Linked DNA regions of Mus musculus: region 1 is linked to region 2. Evidence: chromatin contacts called from ENCODE Hi-C or POLR2A ChIA-PET data. All regions are on one chromosome and are shown on one strand. Each heading gives the region's core, a stretch centred on a gene start or an enhancer-like site at or near the end of the contact. The rest is flanking DNA. Distances are from core to core; before and after follow the strand shown.

Region 1 (6,738 bases), core at 4,147-6,646, 38 kb before region 2:
CCCAGGAGGACCTGAAGTGGGCAGGTTACATAGAGTCCCAGAGGTCTGTGAAGGTGGAGCCTGGGAGAGGGAGGGGCCTAAATCTGAGCCTATTGGTTCTATTATAGATATTGCCCTAAGTGAGTCACAGGGCAAGGTGAGGGACGGCAGTCTGGTTGCAGAGGGTGAGCACCTGGTAGCAAATGGAACCTTTGAAGGTTGGGAAAAGAGGTTTTCTTCGTTCAGGCTGGGATGAAGCGGCGGCCCCATGAAGGTAGTGCCAGAAGGGGTGGGCTCTTTTTCAAAGAGGCATTTTGGAATATGTCCCTTCCTACAGGAACAAACAGGGAAGGGCGTCATGAAATCTGATGTTTCACTTACTGTGAGTTTAGTGAATTGCTATGGTTTATTGGGCACTTGGGCCAGCCTAAAATTGCCTTAAACAGTAGAAATAGCCCCAGGAAGCTGCTCCCAGAAAGGCTGCAGGAGGCTTTACCACTTCATCCAGTTCCGAGGCACCACCATTTCTACTAGCGCAAAATGGAAGGTTGACATCAGGCCAGACCCCTGGGTTTTGACTTTTTGTTTCAGAGACACAGAGGAGATGCAGAAAGTCCAGCTAGGTGTCCAGTCCTAGTTCATACTTCCAGACAGAAAAGCTTGTGGAAGTTAAGGTTACACAGGTCTAGCCTACACCAAAGCTAGGACTTGAATTCGGGGCCTGTGCTGGTCTGGGCCAAGCTTCCCATCCTTTCGCTCCAGTCACAGGAGCCTAAGAGTGGACAGTATCCCAGTGCTGGGGCAGGGGTAGCCTGCTCTTGGTTCTACCACTGATATTCCCCTAAGCTGATAGAGTGGCAAGGTGTCCTGGTGTCCCCTTGGTCCCTTGAGGAAGAAACAGAGCCCAGCTCCCAGATGACTGGAATGATGGCTGCTATCTCATTATTTTGGGAGCTGGCAAATTACTATTCATGACAGTAAACTTAAAAATGAAATAATAAGTCTGTCCTTATAAAAAGCAAATTGAGATGTCGGAATATTCATGAGCTGTGACTTCATGGGAAATGGCAGCCGCGGGGAGATTAACATTTGGTTAAGTCAGCAGCCAGCAGAACTTAGGGAAATGCGCCTGTCAGTCTGAGGAGATGGTGATTAATACTTCCTGTTTGCGGCCCCTTAACGGGTGCATTTTAATGTAATAATTAATTAACCTTGGGGATCACTCACATTTCACAACTCCTGATGCTGTGGCTTGGGGGTGGGAGGTTCTTTCTGCCTCATTTCTGTCCACCTTGGGCACTGGATCCTTGGGGCTGACCTCCCGGGGAGCTGAGAGGTCAAAATTGAGCCCAAATGTCACTGGGAGGCGGGGGCTTGTATGTGCAGAATGGGGTAGCATAGGGAGGATAGGGGACAGCAACACAGTCCTGTGCTAGTAAGTGCCCACGGCCTCTCCGCTAGTGCTGCAACTTGAAGGTCCCCAAACTCATGCCCACTTGGAACCCGAGAATATGGCTTTGAAGGAGGGGGTCTTTAGGTCCTTTGGTTTAAGATCTCAGATGAGCTTGTTCTAGTTTGGGTGGTGCTGATTCAATAACGGGTTTCCTTATAAGAGGAGAGAACACGCCAGGCGGTGGCGGTGCACGCCTTTAATCCCAGCACTTGGGAGGCAGAGACGGACAGATTTCTGAGTTCAAGGCCAGCCTGGTCTACAAAGTGAGCTCCAGGACAGCCAGGGCTACACAGAGAAACCCTGTCTCAAAAAACAAAAAACCAACCAACAAAACAAAACAAACAAACAAACAAAAACCAAGAAAGAAAGAGGAGAGAACACGAAGACTCAGCAGGGAATAGTCCAGCTATATGAGCCAAGGTTAAGGGTGTCCAGGGCTGAGAGAGCCGCTGGGAGGGGCCTGGGATGGCCAGTCCCAATGGGAACTTGATGCTGATCACGAATCCCCAGCACAGGTGAGAAAACATTCCTGTTGTTTCGAGCCACAGGCTCCTTTGTGGAGCTGTAGCTATCCCAGGACACTCTAACCGTGGTCAGCCATGGTGGCTGGTGTTTAGGCAGCTCAGGAAGGCCTTGGGGTGAGGGTGGGGTGGGGTGGGGGGATAGGGGCTCTTTAGAAGCTGAATCAGATGACCTGGTACTGGCTTTGTCTCCCCTCTCTCCTATTGTAAAGTGTTGGACCAGAGATACACTTCTCAAACTGGATCCCCTCAGTGCACCACAGGGGAGCATGGAAGCATGCCCTTCTATTTCCTTCACTTGTTGCCTGGAAAACACAGTTATCCTTCATGGCCCATTCCCAGCAACCTCCTCTGGTGGTGCTGCTCCTCAGTGCTCTACACATCCCATTCTGCAGGTTGCCAAGCCTTGGGGTTCCAGGTCGAACCCACACCTGCACACCTGCACACCTGCTCACCTGCTCACCTGCACACCTGCTCCTGCGTTTATGTTCACCACCTACCAGTACCATACATACTGGTATTCCTACAGACACAAACACACACCAGCATACTCCCATATAAATGCATTCATATACATCTGTACACAAACATATGTACATCCATATACATGCTTACACAGTATGCACATTCATTCCATACAACCAGCCAACTCACAAATACCTGCTCTGAGCTGACAGTGGCTTATTCGCGCCTTCTAGTGGTCTGCTCCAGGTATTGCAGTATCCCCCTTTTTTGGTAAAATTTGCAGTGTGGGGACTCTGTCCTGTTCATGACTAGCAGAAGCATTTGTATCAGAGCTGATGCCCTTTTTGCAGGGAGAGCCTTCCCACCTTGTCTACCATAGCTAATGCCAACACAACATGTACTACATTACAACATAACATGTACATGACACTACACAGGGCATGTTTCCCCAGGGTGCTTGCCAGGGCAGAGGGTAGGAGGCCATGGGAAGGAGGGCCATGTTCCTGTCAGCCACCTCCTCCTGTGAACTCTTGGTGCTGGAGTGGAACCAGTACCTGGTGTGGCAGCCATCTTGCCACAGATCTGCCAAGACTGGCTCTCTGGTTCCTAGATGGGCCCTGGACCTGTCATACTCAGACCAATTGAGATGGAGAGCTGACTGGCTCTGGGAGCATCTGACTTGTTCTGTTCTTGAAAACCATATAGATAGGAAGGTGACCCTAAGGGTGTAAGTAGTGTTACAAGCTACAGGTTGCTTGGATCTTACTTGTCAAGCTTTGTGAGGTAGGGCCTGGACTAGGGGATCCAGTGTGAAGGTAGTACTGTGTTTGCCTAGGTGGGCCCTGTGTTGAATGAACTTCCGACTTTTACCTAGTCTTCTTGGCCAGTGGAGATTCTGAGAGAGCCCCTAGGGACCACTCTGTACATTTCTTTTTTTCCTCTGGGGTGGCTAAAACTAATTTCTGTTGCTTTAATTAAGAGTCTTCGGGCTGGTGAGATGACTCAGCGGGTAAGAGCACTGACTGCTCTTCCAAAGGTCCTGAGTTCAAATCCCAGCAACCACATGGTGGCTCAAAACCATCCGTAACGAGATCTGACGCCCTCTTCTGGAGTGTCTGAAGACAGCTACAGTGTACTTACATATAATAAATAAATAAAATAAATAAATAAATAAATAAATAAATCTTTAAAAAGAAAAAAAGAGTCTTCAGAGCCTTGTCTGGCTGGCCCATCGCAGGAAAACAGGATCTGCCAGCCAAGGAACTTCACTCAACCCTCCCCGTTGCATCCCCAGCATAAACAGCAGGTACTCTACGAGCACGCGCCTTCCTATAGGCAGGCAGGGAGGGGACAGCATGTTCTCTGAAGCAGAGACTGAAACTGGACAAGGTACAGAATGGCACCAGATGGGCAGAAGCTGAGTCTCCATGCAAGCTCCTTGCCTTAGCCCAGCTGGTGAGTAGAGGGAGATGCATTCTCCCTTGAATACTGCATGAGCACCCACAGAGCTGTGCCTGCCGGGCTTCTGTAGTAAGGCTGACCTGGGAGGCTGGGCAGCCTATCCTTCCTCATAGTGCTCTGAGGGGTATCTCTGTGTTCACATAGAAGCCTGGAGGTTTTGGAGGAGAGGATCTGTTGTCTCCAGCTCCAAAGGGACCTCATACACACATTGCAAAGATCACTGTCTCCACAATTCCTTCTGCTCACTTCACTCTTGGGAATCCTGGAGAGCCAGATCAAGCATATGGAAGGGACTTGTCCCGTGTCCCTCTGGGTACTTCTTTCAGTATATCCAGTGGTAGGATGCTGAATGGGCTATGTGGAAATACTTGCAAACATTCTTATTATGCCCTAGGTGGCACCATGACAGGCTTCCAAGAGAAAGAGGACATTAGGCCTCTGAAGACTGGGGCTTAGTAGCCTAGGCTTTGGACAAAGAGCAAGGGGTTTGTTGGGGAGAGGCCTGGGGAACTTGAAGACCAGCTGGAGGGGCCTCAGACCCACTCCTCACAACCCTTATTGCTTAGTTCTGTACCATCTGCCAAGACACAGATCTGTGGCAAGAGCTCATGGATCTTGTCAAAGATGACTATGAACTTGAACTGTTCCTCCTACCTCCACACCACCATTCCTGGATCACTAATAATTATGATATTATTTATTTTTTATTTGTTTTTTTTTAGCTTAAAAAGATTTATTTTGTAAGTATTGTGCTTACATATATGTATCAACAGTGTGTCTGATCTTCAAGATAATTCTGAAGCACCATTGTGGGTTCTGAGAAACACAGGATCCTCAGCAAGAGTAGAAAGTAATCCTAACCACCGAGCCAGGGCCCCCCATCCCGTATGTGTGAGTGTGTGCGCGCATGCGTGTGTGTGTGTGTGTGTGTGTGTGTGTGTGTGTGTGTGTGTGTGTGTACGCACGCGCATTTGTATGTGTTTTATGCAGGCTTGTATTCCAGAGTGGTTCTGAACTCATTATGTAGTCAAGGATGACCTGTTTGACCTTCTGGTTCTGCCTAAACGTTCAGGATTATAAACCTGTGCCAGGCGTATGCTGCGCCGAGGAGCAAACCCAGGGCTTTGTGCATGGCATACAAGCACTTACAACTGTGACACATTTCTAGTGCCCTGACCCAGACGTATTATCTTGTGTACTTGACTCCGGAGCCCTTTTCAATTCCAACAGACCAGCAAATCAGGTAACAAGGCTGGGAGGTGCTGAAGGAATGAGGTATATGGAGAACTACAACTCCCGGTATGCATCTGACCCACCTCACACATTAATTTTTGGTAAGGGGGCCGTGAGCCTGCCTGGGAACGACAACTCCCGGCGTGCCTTGGTGCACTTTACCTATTTCCGGCGCGGTGCGGGCGGGGGGTGCGGGGGGTGGGGTGGGCAACAGCAGAATGCCTGCCAAAAAAAAACCACATTTCCCGGCATACCCACGGGCGCTCATTACGCACTTCCGGCGCGGCTGCGACCGCGCGCTCCGGGCGGCTACGGCGACACGGGCAGTGGCAGCAAGGGTACAGCTCCTGCCCCTTCAGTGACGGGCGGCGGAGCTGACAGGAGCCGGGGCGGGGCGGCGGCGGCCAGCGAAGGAGCGCACGGCGGCCCGGCCCCGCCCCTGGTCCTCCCGCCAGCCTCAGTGACCTTCACTGGTTCGGGCGGCGGGTGCAGGCCCGGGCGGCGGCGCGATGTTCGTGCAGGAGGAGAAGATCTTCGCGGGCAAGGTGCTTCGGCTGCACATCTGCGCAGCCGACGGCGCCGAGTGGCTGGAGGAGGCGACCGAGGACACATCGGTGGAGAAGCTCAAGGAGAGTTGCCTCAAACATGTAAGGCCGAGCTCCTTACGACCCAGTTCCACCTCTGCCTCCGTTCTGAAAACCAGAAACCTAGACTTATGTCCCAGACTCCGCCCCAGTCCCCAGCCTTCTGGTTGCCCCGACACTCCTATCTCTACCTAGACGCCAGATTTTCGCTTCTTCCTGGACCGGTCCCCAGTCCCTGCCGTGCAGCCCGCTGCTCCCAGCCTTCGCTCCTCCGGGCCTGGGCAGCGCCTTCCGCTCCTCCAATCACAAACCTAGTGCTCAGAGAAGAGCATCTGGCCCCCGCTGTTGAGCGAGCTTTATTTAATTTCTGCAACGTGCTAGGGAGGTGAAGGCGAGAGTGAACAGAGACTGGGAGAGGCAAAGGCAAGGGATCATGGTTTTCTAGCCTTGGGGCTTGCCTGCTGTTGGGATGAGCTTTTAGTTTCCTCCAGAAGCTGGAAGTAACTAGATCCCATTATAAGAGGACTGGCTCCTTGCCTGAGGAGCCAGCTGCTAGGAGCCCATGGCCGGGACTTGACACTTAGCAGTAGTCACTTAAAATAGTGTCACTGTGGGACAAGTTCCTTGGCTTCTACTTTCTATTGGGGCAACAGTTGATTGAGTGGGAAGGTCCAGGATGACTGTCTCCTGCCAGCAAGTGGCATTTGTTAAGTTTACTTACATTCAGTGAACGTTGTACTATAGTTAGCCTTTTAGTTTTAGTTAAGTCTTGGAATTAGTTCTTGAAGCCTTCCTGGCTCTAACTGCTCCCAGTTGAAGATGAAACAGATGTCTGTTAGACACTGGTAGCCTATGGAAGCACCATGCCAGACAAGATTAGTGCCAGATAGCTTTTTAGAGGGGACTCTTCGGAAAGTTAGGGATCTACAGCAGTAGGTTGTGTTAAAGTTCAGCATTGTGTTTCCTCTAAAGGCAGTCTTCAAGTTACTATAGCAGCTGCTTGCAAAGGGTAGTTTATCATCTGTGTGCCTTTGTGTAGTCA
Region 2 (6,685 bases), core at 2,449-4,948:
AAACTTTCTAAAAGGGGCTAATTTTGAGTATCAACTTTGGGGGATTTAGAGTCATGTGTGAGGAAAACTCCTGGACATGTCTATGAGGGCATTTCCAGAGAGGCTGAACTGAAGTGAGACAACCCGTCCTGAATGTGGGTGGCACCGTCCTACAGGGTGGTGATCCAGACTGAATAGAAATGAGGTCACCAGCTGAGCACAGGCATTCCTTTTGGCCACCTCACACTCCTGCTTCCATCCCGTCCCTGTCATGATGGATTCTACCCTCCGAGGATGCCCATCCCTTTAGTCCTTTGTTTCACAAAAGTGTCTGTCAGGGATAGTAAGTCATCATGGAAACCAGGAGTCCTTCTCCAGATCCCCGAGCCCTCCAGGTTCCTTCTCTCCTCTGCCTCTCGCCTTGGTTAGGCCCAAACCCCTGGGCTTGGATTAAAATGGACAGATTCCTAGAAAGACACAAAGTATGGAACCTGACTCAAGAAACAGGTGACCTAAGCAGGCCTCTAGCAATGAACTAAGTCTGTCTGAAAGGCCACCGCAGAGTCACCACGCTTGGTCCCTTGTAGCTGGACTTTGGCTAGCTACTTTGTGGGTTCTTTTTTCTTCTACCCTTCTTCTTCCACCATTCTAACCTTTTAACACTAGATAGCGGGGAGAATGAAAGAAATCCCAGATGAAGTCAGGTTGGAAAGGGGCAACGATGTCATTAGACTACTTCCTGATGATTTGGGTGTAGACCTGCTTGGGACAGCTTTGATCTTTACTGTCAGGATATCTAATTTTTTCTTCTTTCTTCTTTGCACATGCTGCTTAACAAACTATAACCAACAGAATCCAACCAACAGCCCACACAGACTCTTGGGGCGCTGGCATTTATACAGCCTCGGAAAAGTCCCCAGAATTCCAAACATCACACAATCCCAGAAACTGTCTGCTGCTGGCACAATCACACCCCTGCTAAAGCACGAGGTAAATCAGTCAGCTGCTGTGGACATCTGAAGTAACCCTACATCCCACACTTGGGGTTAAAACAAGAACATATTCCCATAACCTCTCTCTCTCTCTCTCCCTCCCTCTCTCTCTCTCTCTCTCTCTCTCTCTCTCTCTCTCTCTCTCTCTCTCTGTGTGTGTATGTGTGCGTGTGTGTGTTTTTAAAAGAAACTGACATACTTACTACAGTCCCTGGAATCCGCTGAGGAAGAGGAGAGTGGACTCTGGAAAGCTATCCTCTAACTGCCACAAGTGCACATGGCACGTGCACTCACCTCATTCTCCTCACCCCGAGCCAGCTACTGAGGCAAGGTCAAGGTAGGTCTATCAGATACTTAGAAACCATCTCTTCCCCAAACTGTGAGAAGGGCCAAGCATGGCAGTGCACATCTACAATCTTAACACTGTGGAAGGCTAAGCAGGAAGAATCCAGAAGTTGGAGGTCAGTGTGACGGCATACAGAATGAATTCCAGACCAGCATGGCAGTAAGACTGTGGCTCAAATAATTAAGTCAAACCAAAGCAAGAACATAAAAGAAACACTCCCAAGTTATTTTACTTGCCCACTAGCAATCTGCTTCTAAAGCCACACAGACACCACATGCAAACTGCAGACTACAACGTGCCATGAACACTCAAGACACAGTAAACAAAGCTAGGTAGTATGTATGTATGTATAAAAAGGACTATGCTCCATGCCAAGTGGAATTTCTTCCAGACTACAGGGGAGGAACAGTATCTGAACACCAGACAATGTTATAAACGACAGACAGACTAAAAGCCTCTACATGACCACCAGATACAAAACAAAGCACCACACAGATGTACAATGGATGGATTTTCTGAGCTTGATAAGAGACACCCATCAAACCGAACAGCATCACAGTCAGTGCAAACTGGATGCTTCCACCAGATCACAAGACAAGGGGTCTGCTTTCCCCTGCTATTCCACAGGGCACTGGGGCTCTAGACAAGGCAGGAAGGAGGTAAGAATGCTCTTTACCCACAGATAACATGTCTGAAACCATTCAACTAGCAAATGGATTCCTCAGAGCTGCAGAATACAAAGCCAGAACATCAGACCACCATCCCTGGCCCCCTTTCTTCTCTCTCCTATATTCTCAGGTTTGTCCTGTTACCTACCTGGCATTCCACCCCCCCCCCCCCGGCCCCATCCCAGTCCGGCCAAGTTCTGCTGTCCCACCACCTTTGGCCCCAAGTCTGAGCCTTGCTGGTTTTACACACCGGGGTTTAGATCAGCCTACCATAGCAGCCCAGTCTACTGCTCCTCGGACAGACACTAGGCTCACTTTTTACTCCTTTCTGCCCAAATGTCATTCTCTTCGGTCTCTCCATGGGTACCCAGCCCTAACCAATTTTTATTTCATTTTATTTTAAACAGGGTCTCACTATGTGGTTTTGGCTGACCTGGAACTCGATTAGAAACAGGGTGGCTCTGAAGTCACTGAGATGCACTTGCCTCTGCCTCCCAAGTGCTGGGTTCAAGATACTTGCCACATGAGGCCACTATCCATTTTTTGTTTGTTTTGTTTTTTGAGACAGGGTCTCATCTCCAGTAGCTGAAGCCGGCCTTGAATTTCATCTAGATCCTCCTGCCTCCAGTCTCCCCACTGCAGGGATTACAATCATGGGATACCATGCCCAGGCTCATCCGCGGCTCTTTCTGACTACATCATACATGCACTTGGACTTGAGGGACAGCTACCTGTACAACATCCACTCTACACACTGCCTTCTTCATACATAGGGCGGCTCTGGCAATGACAGAAGTTAAACACCTTGAAGTTTGCAGATGATGGTTAGTAAGGTCACCCACGCCCGGGCCGGAGGGTTCCTGAGCCTTCCCAGGGGCTGGTGCGCACACAGTCCGCTCTTCAGTGACATCTTTCTCCTTCCGCACCCAGTTTTCAAAAATATACTATTGCTCCTTTCAAGCACTAAAATGCAGGTCACACGCGACGATGGTCCTAGGCTGGCATCCATTTCCCTTAGATGCCAAAACTGGTTGAGAGATCTGATAGTGCCCACCGAGGAGGAGGAGGAGGCGGAGCTCGCGGTTGCTCCGGACTCCCGAGAGCTGCGGGGATTGTTTCTCTGGGCTAATCTCAGGCGCAGTTCTCGAGCCGCACACACTCTGCGACGCCCACTTTCTGCCAGTCCGGGCGGAGACGTCTTGGCATCTCAGTCCACAGATGCAGCACCGGTGCAGACTCTAAGGGCGCTCAGTTCTCAGAGAGCTGGCCTTGCCAGAGGTAGAGGCGAACGTCTCTGCACACAGGACTGAGGCTCAATCAAGGCCAGAGATTAGTCTCTCAAGTTGCTAGGAAACAGGCTAGCCCTCAGAAGAGAATACTGCGCCTGCGCGGGATCCGGACAGGGGCGTGTCCACTGTGCCGGGGGGTGGGCGGGGAGGGGCCGGATGGACTAGCGTGTATGCAGCCTTGAGGACGAAGTAGAGGCGGGGCCGAGGGTGTGTCCATAGCTACTAAGGACACGGACTGGGCTAGGTTAGAGGGGCGTGCCTACTCTGCAGGACCAGGGCTGGGGGCGGGGCTGAGGGTGTACCCAGAGCATCTGAAGAAGGGGACAGGTACGGAGCCTTCAGGAGGAGGGCGGGGCGAGCGGGCGGTGTTACGGGCGGTGCCTACTGCGCTTGCGGAGAAAGGTGGGGCTGCGGGGGGCGGTAAGTGCGCCTGCGTGACGCGGCGGCGGCGCGTTAGCTCCCACCCGTTGGCCGCCGCCTCAGCTGCCGCTTCTCCTGGGCCGCGCACGCGCCTCCGCCACCGCCCCCGGCCCGTGCTCGCACCGCGCTTGCCCCGCGCCTGCCCCGCGCCTTCCTCGGCCGGCGCTTGCCCGCCGCCGCCTGCCCGGCCCGCTCGGCGCCTTCTCGGCCTCGGCTCGGCGCCCGCAGCATGCAGCAGCCTGGGTGGCGGCGGCGGCCGTGAAGTAAGGGCCGTGCGCCCGGGCGGGCGGCGCGGGAGGGCGGCGGCGTCTTTGTTGCGGCCGGGCTGCCGCGGCCTTTGTCTGCAGATGGTGGACGCGGGCGGTCGCTGTGCCGCCGAAGGCTGGAGGAGGATGGAGGCGCCCCCGGAGGGCGCCGACCTGGTGCCGCTGGACCGCTACGACGCGGCGCGGGCCAAGATCGCCGCCAACCTGCAGTGGATCTGTGCGAAGGCCTATGGCCTAGGTGGGCGGGCGCGGCGGGGTCCGGGGTCGGGGGATGGGATTACAGGGAGACGGACGGGGAATGAATCCGGTTCCAGGATGGTACTAGAGGGGAGCCGACGGGGAACGCACTGGTTTCGGATGCGACCGGGAGGTGTCGGACGGGTATAGGAGCCGGGGTATGGGACCAGAACTGGGGTCGGACTACGACGGGGGATGGGACCAGAGGGGAACGCGACGGCCGCAGAATGGGACCAGAGGGAGACCGACGGAAACGACCAGGTATGAGACCAGAGGGGTCAGAAAAGGGACTGACATGCTGGGGGATGAGAGCAGAGAGTTTCGGACGTTGGACAGACGGGGCAGGTTGGGACCAGAGGGGATCTGACGGGTCTTGGGGGGATGAGACGCACGGGAGGAGGTTGTAAGGTCTAGGGACAAGGAATGGAGACAGAGCCAAGATTGAGAATGAGGCCGGTGACAGGGCCAAGGCGCGCCTTCGCGTGGTGTCAGTTCAAGTCTTGCTGTTCTGGCGGCGGCCCAGGTGAGCGAGCGCTGAGGTAGCCCAGGGTCGGTCCAGGCATGGGACTGTGTTCGCGTGTCATCCATGCTCTCTGAGTCTCGGTGGGTGGAGGGTGCCTATCATGTGCAGTGTTATTCTCTGGCAATTGGACTGGTCCTCTAAGTCCAAGAAAGACTCTTACCTAAATAACCACTGCTTAGCTGTTCCTTACTGCATCAGGGTGACTAGAAGGCTGGATAGTTTGAGACTTAGTCTCAAACTAGAGTTCCAGCCAATCTGGTTTATATATTATGAAATTTGGTACTTAACAGAACAGAAGTTATTGGATACTCCAAAGATACATTATGTGTAATACAGATTGTATAGAAACCATCATCTCCTTTGGTTAATTCCTGTTGTAAAGAGCAAGGTAACCTTGTTTATGAAGCCTAATATGCTTAGTAGGATTAGGATTCTCTGATTTGGTGCTCTGGGAACATTGCAGACCAAATAGTGCTGGTAATGAGTTGGTTGGGAGGCTCTAGTATCAGGGCAGGTGTCTTGTTTTAGGCATAAAACTATGATAAATGAAGCATAAATTACCCTTGTGCTGGCAAAAACATTACCTGAAGACTTGGGTTACTGAGATAACCCTTTCAGGAAAGGGTTAGGTGACCACTTTGGAAAACTTGCTAAGCAGGTGTGCTCGGTGACAGTGGCCTCCAACTAGTCATAAGAACAAACTGTTTTGTGAGTCTTGGGATTAAATAAACTGCTTTATTTTAAATTTACTTCTGTGGTATAAAACTAGCAGTGAGGAAGAAATTCTTTTATAGTTTTCAGTGTTATAATTCTTGGTCACTGTTTCTATTCAGTGCAGGGCTTTACCTTACTTAAAAAAGTGCAATTGAAGAAGTTGGGTGGTAGCTGCCCAAGCTTTTAATACCAACACCCGGGAGGCAACACAGAGAAACCCTGTCTTGAACCCCCCTTTCTCCCCCAAAAAAAGTGCAATTGAGAAAAGGTGTCTGCTACCTACCTAGAGCAGCGAATGAGTGTCTGGCCACTGGCCATTCTCTTTGCTAGCTCCACACTTTGCCCATCTCCCACCTTATGTTTCTTATTGTTTGCTTGGCATTACTCTAAGCTATTAGCATTCAGGTTTTTTTTTTTTTTTCTTTCTTTTTTTTAATGAGACAGTATCTGCTATGGAGTTTCCTATGTAGACCAGTCTGACTTTGAACTCCCAGAGATCCATTTGCCTCTGTCTCCTGAGTGCTGGAATTAAAGGCGTGTGCTCATTTTTTATATTTCACAATTTTTTATTTTATGTGCATTGTTTTTTTTTTTTTTTTTGACTACATGTATTTCTGTGTGACAGATGTCAGATCCCCTGGATAAGGAGTTACAGACACTTGCAAGCTGCCACATGGGTGCTTGGAATTTAACCTGGGTCCTCTGGAAGAGCAGCCACTGCTCTTAACCACTGGGCCATCTCTCCAACCCTCTAGTTGTTCTTAGGTTCATCTTAACTCCCAGCATTTTCTCCATTGGTAGTATTTCGCCAAGGCTAGCCCACCACTTGTCATGGTGCATTCTTGGGCATAGTTCCTCTTCTTTCTACAAGTTTTCACGCCTGTGTATATGTATGTTTTAACCTGTGTGCTGGGGGTGGACCTCCTGTGTATATGTATTGTTTTAACCCTCGTGCTGGGGGTGGAACTCAGGATTTTGCTAGGCAAGTACTCTTGCTGAGCTGCCTTCTTTTTTTAAGGCTGGCATGTGGAGATAGTTTACTTAGATTCTGTTTCCTTAACAGGGTGAGCGTGTTGAGTTTTGTGTAGCCTTAGCATTCAGCTTGGGGGTAAGGTATCTAGAGATAAGTTTTTCTCTCTCAGTGTTGGCACCTGACTGGTTTAGTTTTATTCTAGTACCAGATTACTTGTGAGATCTGGTTGCCTCATCAAATAATGGAGAAAATGGGCTTTAAGGTTTTAGAATTATTAA

The links. Hi-C counts contacts between places; a loop is a spot of excess contacts on that map. ChIA-PET counts read pairs that join two places held with the same protein, here RNA polymerase II (POLR2A).
Region 1: a loop to region 2 is called in a map of left cerebral cortex, with 7 times the contacts of the local background. The contact joins the promoter of Ubac1 here to the promoter of Camsap1 in region 2. A Hi-C loop is called at or near these places in 12 of 37 maps with a recorded cell type or tissue (adrenal gland, gastrocnemius, heart and 2 more). POLR2A ChIA-PET finds 5 or more read pairs at or near these places in 5 of 5 experiments (Patski and embryonic stem cell).

The regions. Positions count from the first base shown.
Region 1 is chr2:26,020,418-26,027,155 of GRCm38, reverse strand. It overlaps Ubac1 (ubiquitin associated domain containing 1), which reads left to right and starts at 5,396. Exons shown (of 10, transcript NM_133835.2): 1 at 5,396-5,759. The coding sequence starts at 5,622.
Region 2 is chr2:25,980,295-25,986,979 of GRCm38, reverse strand. Camsap1 (calmodulin regulated spectrin-associated protein 1) reads left to right here and starts at 3,698. Exons shown (of 18, transcript NM_001372499.1): 1 at 3,698-4,198. The coding sequence starts at 4,042.